Regions from separate parts of the Homo sapiens genome. Here all the other regions are linked to region 2. The links are chromatin contacts, found by Hi-C or POLR2A ChIA-PET in ENCODE. All regions are on one chromosome and are shown on one strand. Each heading gives the region's core, a stretch centred on a gene start or an enhancer-like site at or near the end of the contact. The rest is flanking DNA. Distances are from core to core; before and after follow the strand shown.

What was found. Hi-C counts contacts between places; a loop is a spot of excess contacts on that map. ChIA-PET counts read pairs that join two places held with the same protein, here RNA polymerase II (POLR2A). Pooled maps may share reads with other maps.
Region 1: a map of gastrocnemius medialis shows a loop between it and region 2 (5-fold over the local background). The contact joins the promoter of PXT1 here to the promoter of MTCH1 in region 2. A Hi-C loop is called at or near these places in 1 of 168 maps with a recorded cell type or tissue (gastrocnemius medialis) and 10 of 50 pooled maps. POLR2A ChIA-PET finds 5 or more read pairs at or near these places in 1 of 52 experiments (A673).
Region 3: a map of naive thymus-derived CD4-positive, alpha-beta T cell shows a loop between it and region 2 (8-fold over the local background). The contact joins the enhancer-like site here to the promoter of MTCH1 in region 2. A Hi-C loop is called at or near these places in 1 of 168 maps with a recorded cell type or tissue (naive thymus-derived CD4-positive, alpha-beta T cell) and 5 of 50 pooled maps. POLR2A ChIA-PET finds 5 or more read pairs at or near these places in 4 of 52 experiments (HEK293, activated CD4-positive, alpha-beta T cell, activated naive CD4-positive, alpha-beta T cell and 1 more).

Annotation. Positions count from the first base shown.
Region 1 is chr6:36,441,508-36,445,759 of GRCh38, forward strand. PXT1 (peroxisomal testis enriched protein 1) reads right to left here and starts at 1,347. Exons shown (of 5, transcript NM_152990.4): 1 at 1,028-1,347. KCTD20 (potassium channel tetramerization domain containing 20) reads left to right here and starts at 1,493. Exons shown (of 8, transcript NM_173562.5): 1 at 1,493-1,604. RefSeq lists enhancers at 1-361, 1,846-1,945, 2,551-2,610 and silencers at 168-237, 1,396-1,685.
Region 2 is chr6:36,984,715-36,989,377 of GRCh38, forward strand. It overlaps MTCH1 (mitochondrial carrier 1), which reads right to left and starts at 1,482. Exons shown (of 12, transcript NM_001271641.2): 1 at 1,139-1,482. The coding sequence starts at 1,459. RefSeq lists enhancers at 1,036-1,758, 1,877-2,086 and a silencer at 1,197-1,786.
Region 3 is chr6:37,515,387-37,519,466 of GRCh38, forward strand. All of the region lies in intron 1 of LINC02520 (long intergenic non-protein coding RNA 2520), which reads left to right. Among named protein-coding and RNA genes, the nearest start is that of LINC02520, 10 kb to the left of the region's middle. RefSeq lists enhancers at 1-721, 722-1,506, 1,379-1,428, 1,519-1,898. Within about 2 kb of position 1,310, at least 20 of the 41 ENCODE cell types and tissues checked have a DNase peak (open chromatin) inside an H3K27ac peak, as active enhancers do.

The DNA of each region.
Region 1 (4,252 bases), core at 97-2,596, 540 kb before region 2:
AGAGGCAAAGGAGAGCCCTTACAGGATTCTCCAATCTAGCTCTTCTGCCAGCCCGGAAGTGCTGGGAGGGCAGAGCCACTGACGCAAGCAGCAGGGAAGCTGAGTCACCATGGGGACGTGAGACTGACTTACAGATGACGAGTGCAGCCTCACAGCCTAGTCCATGTTGAGATAAACACAATACAGTCCTGCATACTTTATAGTCATAAACGAGGGAGAATAGAAATGGAAAATGACCCTCTAGGCCTCTAAGACCAAATTATAATGAAAAAATTTATGTCTTCAGTTTTGAAAATTAAATTTTTTGACCCTGATAAAACAAATTTGCTATACAAGTATCCGTTAACCGTGTGAAACCTACTGAGTCAAACTATTTTCTTACATTCCTTCCACTTCAACACCAATTCTAATCCAATTCCAAATTAGTTTTCAGAGAGTCTCTTGTAAGGAAAAGGAGAATCGACTTCGAATTTTAAAATTTGTGCTATTATTAGTTTATAGAGCTTTCAACAATTTACAAATAGTTTGCATAATCAGTATATTTAATTAGTATATATAGACATATATATATATATTTGAGAGGGAACTTCACTGCAACCTCCCAGTTGCCTCCTGGGTTCAAGTGATTCTCCTGCCTCAGCCTCCCAAACAGCTAGGGTTATAGGCGCCCACCACCACGCCCGGCTAATTTTTGTATTTTTAGCAGAGACAGGGTTTCATCATGTTGGCCAGGCTGGTCTGGAATGCCCAACCTCAGGTGATCTGCCCGCCTCGGCCTCCCAAAGTGCAAGGATTACAGGCGTGAGCCACCAAGCCCGGCCTAGTGTAATTTTTAAAAGTACAAAAGCCACTAGAAACCGTGACAATAAGAACTTCCTTTTGGGTTTTCCAGCATTTGGTTCATAGGACATGGACCATATATAGATGTTTTTTGAATGCTGAAATCTTTTACTCATAACACAGTTTTCCCAGTAACTTGCTTCCGGTTGATTTAAAATTTGTAATACACCTTTGTAATAGCAGGTACCTTCATGAAACTCAGTATTTGAGAAAAATGTGGAGTTTTTCCCCCTTTCTTTTGGCCAGAATGTATATCCAGGGTAGTGACTTTCGAGCAAATGCGTTTAAGCAACTCCAGTATTCTTACTACGCTACCTCCAACCTCGCTCCACGCATGGGGAGATCAGGGTTCCACATTTTCGGGTAAGCATTAGCCGTCCTGGCGCTGCACGAGCGTATTCTACAATTCCGAAAACTACTAACTTTTCCGTCTGCAACCTTTAATAATTGAGAGGGTATGCGCAACTCAGAAAAGTGCGCCCGCTGAGGTTGGGTGCAGAGTGGACTGGAGGAAAGGCGACACCCATTTACGGTGCGGCCCCGGACGGGGTCCCCAGACACGGCCTTCCCGGCGTGCCACGCGCGGAGGGGACTCTTAACGTGAAGCGCTGGGTGACTCAGCCGCGTGGCCGCGCGGTCCGGGGCGGGGGGCGCGCGCCGCTGCGGCACAGCCGGTCCCGGCTGCGGCTTCTGGCTGCGCGGCCTGCGCGCGCCTCCCGGGCGGATTCCAGCCCCGAGCGGGACAGCGCGGCGGGGAGCGACGAGTAAGTGGCGGCGCGGTACGGTTTCGGGCGCGAAGACCGGGCAGGGAGAGTGTGGCGGCGGGCGTGGCCCGAGTCTTCCCTTTGTGGCCGAGGGGGCGTCTCCTCCGGACGCGGCGGCGGTTCGGACCCCCGAGTCGAAAGGCCGCGGGGCTGAGCTGGGCGCGAGGAACCTGTGGGCAGCGGCTTGATGGGCTCCTGTTTCCGCGCGGAGGGCAGAGTCTGGTGATCCTGGGGAGGGAGGCGACGCTGCGCCCAGGTGGTGGGCACAGCTGAAGTGTAACTTGACTGCTTGACTGCTTTTTGCAGGCCTCGGGTGGTTCATCCCGCCGGAGAGGAATGGCGAGAACCTGGAGTGTTGACTGGCAAAACATTTGCAGACGCGGTTTTTCTGGCAATTAATTGGCTCCATTAAAAATTAGGTAGTTGGTGGGGACTTCCTCCTGAACTCTGGAGCCGAGCGCATTTTGCTCGGTCTTTTCAGCCCTGTTTCCGCGTCTTCCTTCCCTGCCACCCGCAAATTGCCAGCTTTCATCCGTGGCTCTGAGTGCAAAAGAGCTGGGGAAAGCCTTAACCAGCAATTTTCTTTTAAATAAAACTTTGCTTTTTATAGCAGTGTCTTCAGGTTTAGAAGCCCAGTTCTGCACTATGAGAAAACTCTTCTATTTTGGAGTTTGTGATTCTTTCTGAAAATTCCTCAGTTGAAGAGATTTATTTTTAAATAAGAATCTAGTGAACAAACTAACATGATAAACAAGGCTGTGAAGGAACTGTTTAACCAGCTTATGAAAATATGTCCCAGAGTCCTTAGTTTTGTTCCTGTTCGCTGTGCGAGAAGTTGAGGTAGTTTTTTAATGGTCTTCAAAACAAAGTGTTGTAGTAGTGTCTGTCGGATGTGATGAATCCAGAGTCAGAGGACTTCCGCTCAAGGCCCCCACCTGAAACCCCAATTCCTAGGCCATAGTTCTGAAACAGAAGATTGTTCCTTAGTAATAAGGTTGCAGTACCCTAGCACCTCTTCCATAAATTTGATTCTAGAGATTTGTGATGGGTCCCTGAGTCTGGGATTTAAGCAAGCACCTGCACTCTTGGTCTGTTACTGATGATCCAGGGACCGACCACACGTTGACAGACACCACCTTTAGGCTGGGCTGGGAATTTTAAAAACTGCCCAACAGCCTTAACCCTTTGTCGATGTTTTCCTCCCCTGCCCTAAACCAGTCGTAGGACAAGAAGCCCTGACTCTCCAGAAGCCAATATGAGAAAAGATAGTGCTTTTTTTGACCCTGACACGGGGTAGGAAATGATTTTCATGCATATTCCGATATTGCTCTGATGGTTTAGAGATAGCCCATTAATCTTTTCCTTCTGAGGGCTGCTTCTAGTATCATCAGAGCTTAATGCCATTAGGCCAAATCTCCTCCGCCCAGCTCACTCAAGTCTCCCCATGGAACCAGGGCAGCCAATGCCATATAATTCCCATGGCCTTGACTGTCATATTATCTGGTATGTAGCAGTACTAGTAGCATTATGAGGGCTTTCAGTTCAGCTGGACGTTAATTTAGTCATCAAATACCTGCGTAATGCCTATTTTCCTCAAAGCACTGTAGTAGGCTGTTTTATCAACAGCATTGCAATATAGACACATATTTCTGGCACAGAGTTGCATTCCTCCTTTGAGGCAGAAATGAGGGCTGGATAAACTCCACTGCTGCCAAAAGGTTCTCTTTATTCATCCACAATTTGTTCCTTCCTGTTATGCCAGAAATACACGTACTATTCCAATAATCTCGTTTTCCTTAAGAAGTTAAGAAATACATTGTATTAGGCCTAACTGTAGTAGTTAGGTCAGTCTTAAATTCTGTAACAGAAGCCGGGCGTGGTGGCTCATGCCTGTAATCCCAGCAATTTGGGAAGCCGAGGCAGATGGATCACCTGAGGTCAGGAGTTTCAGACCAGCCTGGCCAACCTGGTGAAACCCTGTCTCTACTAAAAATACAAAAATAAGCCAGGCATGGTGGTGGGCACCTGTAATCCCAGCTACACGGGAGGCTGAGGCCGGAGAATCACTTGAATCCGGGAGGCAGAGGTTGCAGTGAGCCGAGATCGCGCCATTGTACTCCAGCCTGGGCAACAGAGTGAGACTCCGTCTCAAAAAAAAAAAAAAAAAAAAATCTGTAACAGAGACATCTAGTAACTTTGGTAAGGACAATAATACACGCATTTTTATATTTATTATTCCCCCTTCAAATAGATGTGTAGAGATGAGGTTAGAATTAGGCCATGTGTTTCTGTGACTTTTTTCCTCTCTTTGGTGTCTGATTTATCTTATTGAATCTTTTTCTGTTGATTCATAAAATGTCATGTCTTTCCTTCTGTAGCCCTGAGCTTCCTGATTGTTGTGTCTTCCTCTGGCCTTCAATCTGATCTTCCTGCCCCTCTTTGGCTAAGTGGAGTGAAATATTGAGGGGAATTGTTAGAATACCACATGATTTTTAGTTGGAAGATCCAGAGTCTTAGATATATGAGGCTTAGAGATATAAAGGAGCTTATTACAAATTTATCAAATGCAATCCTCTCAGATAAAGAATCTGAGAGATGAGATTGCAGAGTGAGGACTTCTGGCTCCTAGCCCAGTGTTCTTCCCACCA
Region 2 (4,663 bases), core at 232-2,731:
CTCACTCCTCAAGCAGCACACTTCATCTGTACCGCATTGCTGGCCACCACCAAATCTGCCAAGTGCCTATGCATCCCTCTGTTCCAGAGACATCCCTACCTCGGTCTCAATTTCTGGTAGTCCCTACCTATCCTGCCACCTATGTCTCCACTGTCCCTTCTGCCCAATTTCAATACTCCCGTGCCCCTTCTCCTCATCTGCCCAGATACAAGCACTGTGATTCCTCTCTCTGACCCCAACTATGACTTCCATTTCCTCCTCCAAATGCGTCATCCCCCTTCCCCGCTTAAAGCCTCCTCCTAGCTCCCCTCTCTAGACAAATCGCTGCCACTCCCCTCCCCCAATGCTGGCCCTATCTGTTCCCCTCCCCCCATACGCGTCACCCTGTCCCCTCCTCCTACCAAATCCGTCGTCGCCATCAAATCCAGAGCCCCCATCTCCGGTAAACCGATAGCATTCCCCTGCAAAAGTCTTTGCCTTCGCACTCTCCCACCAAATTAAATCACAATGCAACCCAAGACCTCCGTCTCCTCTGTCCACCCCCAGTCTGGTGTCCTTCTTTCCCTCCTAAATTTCTGGCCCTGGCGCCCACTTTGTCCCCACCCCAAGACGTTTTAAATCCATCTCTATCAAATCCAGAGCCTCCGTTCCCCTCTACCCCAATTATGTGCTCCTCATTCTCTAAACACTTTGCCTGGGCCCCCAACCTTCCTCCCCATCTCTTCACCCAAACTTCTTGCCCCTCCCCCAATTCTATTGCTTCTTCCCTCGCCCCAAATTCGCTCCCTTCCCTATCCCAAGTCCATCGTCCCCACTCCTTTATCTCCCAAATATGTTTTTCCAGCCCATCGCTCCCTCCTTGGCACTCCCCCAAATCGCTTGTTCCTTCCACCCTCTCCCGTATCTGTTATTACTCTAACCCCTTGGTCTCCTTTCTGTATCCTAAAACCCGTGACCCCTGCGTTCCCAACTCCCTCACGGCTTCCCTCCCATCCCACCCACTCGGCCCCCCAAACCCGCCGTCCCCACCCCTCTCCCCAAATCCGTCGCCATTGACTGCCCGCCCCAATCCTCCAAATCCTGGCCTGTCACCTTCACATCAGCCTCCCATCTCCCTACGGCGCCTCTGGTCCCCCACCTGGATGAGCAGCTTCACGTAGAGCAGGGGATGGCTGAGCGCCGTCACGCCCGCGCCCAGTGCCACGAAAAGAGCCTCAGTGGTCGGGGCGTTGTCCCCAGACCCCAGGCCCCCTGACCCGCCATCCATCCTGCGGGCCGAGGGCTGAGCCGCAGGCCGAGGGTGGCGAGGATGTGCGCGGTGCGCGGGCGGTGGATCGCGAGCTCGAGCCTCGACCCCCGCCGCCGCTCCGCCGCGAGCTCCGGCTCCAGCTCCGGCTCCCGCCATCCCCGCGGCACCGCCGCGAGCCCAGGGCGCCACTTCCGGGTCCGAAGCTCCCATGGCGCCCGGCGGCGAGGTCACTCCCCGTCACGTGACGGGGCCACGCCCCCTCACCGGCGTCAGGGGGCGGGGCCGGGGCGCACCACTCCAGGCCGCGGGGGAGCTCGGGAGCGTGGTGCGGCGGGTGGGACACGCCGGATGTGGCTCCCCGGCCGGTTGGAGGCCTAGCAGGACACTGGGCTGCGGGCCGGGGGTCAATGGTGGCGGGCAGCCGGGGCCCCGGGCTCGGGAGCTGTGGCGGCAGCCGCAGGCCGGGGCGCTCCCCCGGGATGCCCAGAGCACGCGGGGGCGGGGTTCGGCGCCTCTGGCTGCCAGACGTCCCCAATATGGTCTGAGGCGCTTCCAAGCCACCTCCCTGGCTTCGGGAGTTTTCTCTGCAGTTCTCTGCCCGCCCCTTTGCGGCCCAGATCCCAGTCGCCGCGGCCTGCGTGGAACTCTGCGCGAGCTGAATCTCCTGCTGCAGGACGAGCCCCGACCCCGAGCCCGATCCCCTCCGCGGTCCCAGCCTCTTTGTCCGATCGCATTTTCCATCTCCTCTGCCAGGAATGCTCTCCCAACCAGAGCAAATCCAGATGTCCCCTCGGCGACTGTGGGCACCCTCCCCAGCTGTGGAGCCTTCGCACGCCTTCCTCAGAGTCCGTGGTTGTAAAATTTGTTTTGCTCTAAAGTATTTGACTGTCTCCCTCACTAGATCCTGAGGGTTTTAGTGAGTGCCTCAGTGTGAGCACATGCAGGCACTGCTAGGCGCCTGTAGTTGATTCTTAGTTAATACAAGTGAATAATCACAACTAGACCTTAAATTGCAGGGACTATGTGACAGGCACTTTTTAAAATGCTTTATACGTGTTGATTTAAGTGTAATCGTCACAAGAACCCTGCGAGGAAGATAGGACAGCAAGTGCCCTGTTCCTGTTTGTAAACGTGCCCGACACTCTGCAACAACACCTACAACAGAACCGTGCTAGTTTTGGGGGTTCGCAATAAAAGTTTCTGTTTGAACGGATCCTAGAGTGTGCAGGGACACAGCAATGGAAGACCTGGTCCCTTTGTCTGTACTTAGTCTATAGCCAGTTCATTGTGAGAAATTTCTTTAGATCGACACCTGCCACTGTTAGTCCGGGTTTCCCAGTCTGTCCTTTCTAACTCCCTTCCTGCCTTACCCCCTAAAAAGCTACCTCCCCTCTTCCCACTCCTGATAATGAACACTATGTACTTTCCACGTTCAAAGCATGCCACACTCCCTCTCTCCCTCACCTTGGCCTCCCTAACCCAGGCTTGTCCTAGTGAAATCACTTGCAAAGCCTGCTAACCCTTTCAACTTGCTGTGTTTTCTCCATCAAACACAATTTTCATCAAACATCCCCCAGGAGCACCTTAAATGACTTCCTTTTGCCTAGGTTCTGATTTAGCTTTCTCAATAAGGACCTCAAAGTCAAGTTCCTAGTGCCACACTAACTCTCTACCCAGAAGAGGCGATAGGTTTTAGTTTGGGGGTGGGGGGTGGGGGTAGGGGAGGATGATTTACTTCCCCATCCTTCTGAAACTTCCTCACAGGAACCTTTTCCTTCTTTGGGCTTTTCGTCCCCATTTTTCTCCAACTGTCTGTTTTTCTTTCTGAACTTGGCTGTTCACCGTTGAGCCTTTTACTCTGCCTTACATGGTCACCTAACTTTGGGCCTATACTGTATTTGGCCCTTTCAAACTGTAGTTTCATGTGAAGCAGCAACTTTGTGTTGTCTTGCATTGTTTTGTATCTTCCACAACATCAGATATAGGACTATGCACATAGTACATGTTCAGTAAAGTATTTCTAAATGATCGAACAATTTCTCCAAGTGAAGAAATTGAAGGAAAAATAGATCAGCTAAACCAGTTAGACCCGTAGGGTACCAAGCAGAAGCAAATGTTAAACTGCACAATAGCTGTATTTCTACAACTCAGGGCTCACAGAGACTCCAAGAGGAAGAAAAAAAGAATCCTCACAATAAAAAATGTATGAGCCGCTCAAAGAAACGTGCCATCATGAGAGAGAATGGGCAAAACAGGAAGAACTTGAGATAATAGAACCATCTCAAAGAAAATTAAAAGGAAAGAAGTAGGTTTCAAATGAAGGCAAAGATAAATAATAGGAAGTACTAGTAAAAAGAACAGGAATTGTAAAGGAAAAAAAAAAACAGGTGTATTTGAAAAGGTGCCAAACAGAACATCTAGAAATGAAAAGTATACTCACTGAAATGATTGAATGAAAGAAAATCTTCCTCAGCAGTCAAGCTACTGAGCAACCTGGCAATAAACCTTTAGAGCTATAAAGGAGTTAGCTCTGGCCAGGCGCGGTGGCTCACACCTGTAATCTCAGCACTTTGGGAGGCCGAGGCGGGTGGATCACCTGAGGTCGAGACCAGCCTGGCCAACATGGTGAAACCCCGTCTCTACTAAAAATACAAAAATTAGCTGGGCATGGTGGCGCATGCCTGCAGTCCCAGCTACTCGGGAGGCTGAGGCAGGAGAATCAGTTGAACCCAGGAGGCACAGGTTGCAGTGAGACGAGATCACGCCACTGCACTCCAGCCTGGACGATAAGAGTGAAACTCCATCTCAAAAAAAAAAAAAAAAGGCTGTAAGCTCTGGGCTTGGGTAGTGCCCCCCACTTCGGTGCCACCACCCTCTGCATATGCCACCTCACATATGCAGTGCTGACCACACTGCACTGTGACTGCCTGTTTTCTTGTCAGTCTCCCTTGTTAGACTGTAAGCTCTTTGACAGCCAGGACTGTTCTATTCATAGTTGAACCCCAAGCCTGGCTCAATGCCTGGCACATGATAGGAACACAACAAATATTACTAGAAAATGAATGACTGAGCAAAAACACTCTCCAAAATTGTACAGTTTTTTATGGTAGCACTAATTACAGAATCAAAACTTTAGGAAGATCCATGTGCCCGATAGGATCAAGCAAAAGGAAAAAAGTTAACAGGAAATAAGACTCGTAGATCTTGAGAACTGCCAAGAATACAGACCATCCCAGGTCCCTGGAATCCTGTGGGATATGTTGTAATGAAAAGTAAATGCAAATTAGTAAGTACCCACCATTGCAATTAATTTGACATCATACTGATCCAGTCAGGAGGGAACTAAGGTGATGTCAAGGGCGGCATCAGAGTTCTGGCCTCACCTGATGTTTTCTGCTGTTAACAGAATACTAC
Region 3 (4,080 bases), core at 60-2,559, 530 kb after region 2:
AGCAGGTGAGTTTCATGGCCAGAATTCTCCAAGCGTCCTGGGGTGTTTGGGGCTGGCTGGCATCTTCCCTTGCTTTTTTTTTTTTTTTTTTTTTTGAGATAGAGTCTCACTCTGTTGCCCAGGCTAGAGTGCCATGGCACGATCTCAGCTCACTGCAACCTCTGCCTCCCAGGTTCAAGCAATTCTCCTGCCTCAGCCTCCCGGGTAGCTGGGACTATAGTGCACACCACCAAGCCCGGCTAATTTTTGTATTTTTAGTAGAGACGGGGTTTTGCCTTGTTGACCAGACTGGTCTCGAACTCCTGGGCTCAAGTGTTCTGCCTGCCTTGGCCTCTCACAGTGCTGGGATTACAGGCGTGAGCCACCATGCCCGGCAGCATCCTCCCTTCTTTCTGCAGTGTTTGCTGAGAGCTCTAGCAGCCTGATGAGCCCCCTCCCTGTGGGCTGGAAAAGAAAGTGTGGACCCTGGCTCATCAGCAGCATGAGATATGGGATGCAGCAGGGTGACGCTTGAGAGGCCTGCTTCCCCAGCTGCTGGGCACCATTCGTGCCCACCCGGTGGGGGAGAGCCTGCGGGTCATGGGCCTAGCGACAGCCTAGCATCAGAAGGCCCTGAGCAGACTGATCTCCGTCGCCTCACAAGACAGGTCACTTCCCTCCTGAGCTTCCAAGCCTTTACCTGAGCTGTTTTCTTGTCCCTTAAGTCTGTTGGTATTGAAGTCTGGGCGGCCTGACAGCCCTGGCAGGCAGCCCAGAGGCCAGCGCCCCAGGCAGACACTCTCTCTGCCTTATTTATGCAGCTTCGCGGCCGCTGCGATTGGGTGGCATTTGTGAGCACAAAAGAGAAGACTCGGGCATTCAGAAGGCCCTTTCAGCAAAGGGCGCCACAGGCCTGCTGGCTGGAAATTCTCCTGAGATCGGTTGGAGTCTATTTGCAGGCATGCAGGCATTTCTGTTTGCTTCCTGACCCTGGCCTCCTGGGCACTGGGGCGGGGAGGGGCAGGCCTCTGCATTCGGGGACAGGAAGGAGGGGGTTGGCACAGAGGTTTCTGCCAGAGCCTCCCTGCCTGGAGGACCTGGCCTTGTGGTCTTCCCCAGGCCCATGTGCCCTGCTTGCCTGCTCTCTCACCAACAGGGTGATGAGGTGGCATCCACTGGGGTCAGTCCTGTGCCACCTGGCCTCCCCCTCCCTGCCTCTGCAGCCCGCTGAGAAGTGAACAGAAGCTGCTGCAGTGTGGCTGGGAGTCAGCTAGGAAGGGCCAACCCCCTTAACTGGTGCCCCACGTGACTGAGGCTCCTTGGTCACATCATGATCTGTGGTACCCAGATCAAAGGTCCTGCCAGCAGTGCACCAAGCCCTCCTCTTGGCAGGAAGCAGCAGACTAGAGCAAGTGAGGGAGAGTCGAAGCTGGCGGGGGGGTTTTCCCAGACAACAGCCTGTCCCGTGCTGCTCCCTGCCAGCCCCAAATCAGGAGTCCCCCCACCCCCGCACCACCGTGTTTCTAGTCCTGAGAGTGATGGGCTGGGGGATGGAGCCTCTGAAAATTCCACGAAGGTATGGTGCCCGGTCCAGGCATGCCCTGTGGCCGTCTGTTGTTGATTTTTAAATCTGTTCACCCGGGAGTCCTAGTTCAGCTCAGCAGACAGCAGTATTTGCTTATTAATTTGTTTATTGATTTACTGGGCTGTACTTGGGGCTTCTCCCGGGAAGGACTCCAGACGCGCTGTGCCGCCCAGCATCCAGCCATCCGTCAGACTCAGGTTTGAGCTTAAGATGCCACAAGGCCTGCAGCGGGCAGACCTAGAGACAGTGCAAAACTCCCGGAGGATGGACTGGGCCATGGGGCACTGGAGAGACTGAGGGCAGTCGGGGAGGAGGGAGGCTGCCTGCAGCAGCTGCAGGACACAGGCACGCGGTACCGTGTGGGAATGGCGCCCCTGGAGTTGTGCAACTGGGCACTCCTGGTTTGGGCCTCTCCCTATAGAGCAAGGGTAACAGATGTCTTCTCAGGAGAGGCCCTTCTCTGTCTCAGATCGTATTTAAGAGGCCTCCTTCCAGAGGCAGGGGATGGAGGAGAAAACCAGTCCAAGGTCTTCGGTGCCCCAGAGGCTCAGATTCATGTCTTCGGATGGGTTTTCCAACGTGCCAGGATTAAGTAAGGCGAGGGGTGTTTCTAGCAACAATTCTCTCAGCTCTTGCATAATAATGCTACATTTTTTTTAAAAACCTCTGAGGACACGTCTGTGGCTTTGTCGCCTTTCTGAGGCATATGCTGACTACAGATTGTGGCAGCAGGATGGAGGGGAGGGGAGGAGAAGCGAGAGGAGGCCGCAGTGTCAGAACAGAATTCTGTCACGGATGTAGAAAGAGCCTTGCCTGAGGACTTGTAAGAGCGAGGTGGCTATGAATGTGGACTTGGCATGAGGCAGACCTGGCGTGAATCCTGGCTCCCTCATTTATGAGCTGGGCAATCTCAGGCAAGTTACTTACCCTTTCTGTGCTTCATCTCATCCATAAAGTGAGAGTCAGCTTGTCAGCCTCATAGGACTGATGTGAGGGTTATAGACGAGACAATGTAAGAAACACATTAGTATATAATTAGTTGCTACCTCCTTATCACACATGTAAGATGGGTGATGTGATGCTTCCTGACGGAACTCTCATCCCTGAAATGAAAAGAGGGCCATGTCTGAGTAAACCCAAGGCTTCCCTTTTCAGATCCGCCTTTCTCTTTGGCTGCTCTGGACTTCCCTGGGCCTCCCTGGTGCTGTTATGTTTCCCTTTCCCTCCATGTCCAATATTAAAACCTCCTGATAGGTCTACAAGCCAGCATGGATGAACAGGAGGCCTTGGAGGATGCTGGGTGTGGACATGGGTGCTCAGGTCAGGAGAGGGAAGGGGCGGTGGGTGCCCTCAAACCCCGCTGCCTTGTGAGAGTGGAGCATGCAGGCTGAGGAGTCCCACTGCCCAGGCTCCACTCCTAGCCCTGCTGGGCACTGCCGTGCATCCTTGAGCAAGCAGCCTAATCTCCCTGTGCCTGGTTTCTGTATCTGTGTAAGGAGGCTATGATAGTACTGCACTTAGCTCGGAGGGTCGTGAGGGTAAGCCAGCTAATGCGTGTTACACACTTAAAATATGAAGCACCCAGTATAGTTCCAAGTCCTCCCCAACATCTGCCATCATTCCTACCCCCTCCCTGAGCACACCACACTCTAGCCATGTCCAGTCGTGGCCTCTTTGCCTTTGCACTTGCTGTTCCTTACCCAGGAACGTTCTTCCTCCCAACCTGTCTAAGTCTTTCTCATCATTCAGAGCTTTGTTCCACTCACTTTGGAAAAATCTTTCTCAGTCCCTTGGGATAAAATTTACCCCCCCCCCCCCCGCCGAACTCCCCAACTCTCTGCATGTATCTATCTCAGTTATAGCACTGTCTTCCCTTTCCCTCCACCTCCCACCAAAGGCCTCCCCATTCTTCGGGACTTGATGTAGATATCACTCCCTCCAGGAAGTCTTCCTAGATCCCCTCCCACTGTTCCCTCCCCTGCGTTTCCTCCCACAATACTCTGTGTCTACACATCCTCACCACACTCTGATGGATGGGTTGGTCTCTTTCTTTGTGTGCCTCCCCCAGCGGATTGTGAGCTTCTAGTGATGCGTCTGTATCAGTTAGCTTTAGCATGAGCTGTAGGTCATGAGTAGTACAACTCCAAATATTGGCTCATGCAATTTAGCAGTTTTATTCTTCTTTCGAAAGTCTGCAGTCTGGGGCTGGTTGGTGGCTTGGTTTGATATGGTCCTCTGAGGCCCAGACTCCTATTGTCTTGTTGTTCTGTGAGGGGTGACTTCCGTCTCCTCACAGTCCAATGTGGCTGCTTTAATTTCAGCCATTTCATCTACTTTTCAGTCACCTGGGGGAAGAGTGAGTGCCAGCCATCCCTTAAGGAGTTTCAGAAGCTAGCACTTGACACTTCGCACTGTATTGGTCTGAATTTAGTGAAAGGGCTATGTCTAGCTGCAAGAGAGGCTGAGAAATCTAGTCTTTATTCTGTATGGCTATGTGCCTGGCCAAGAATTCCAGG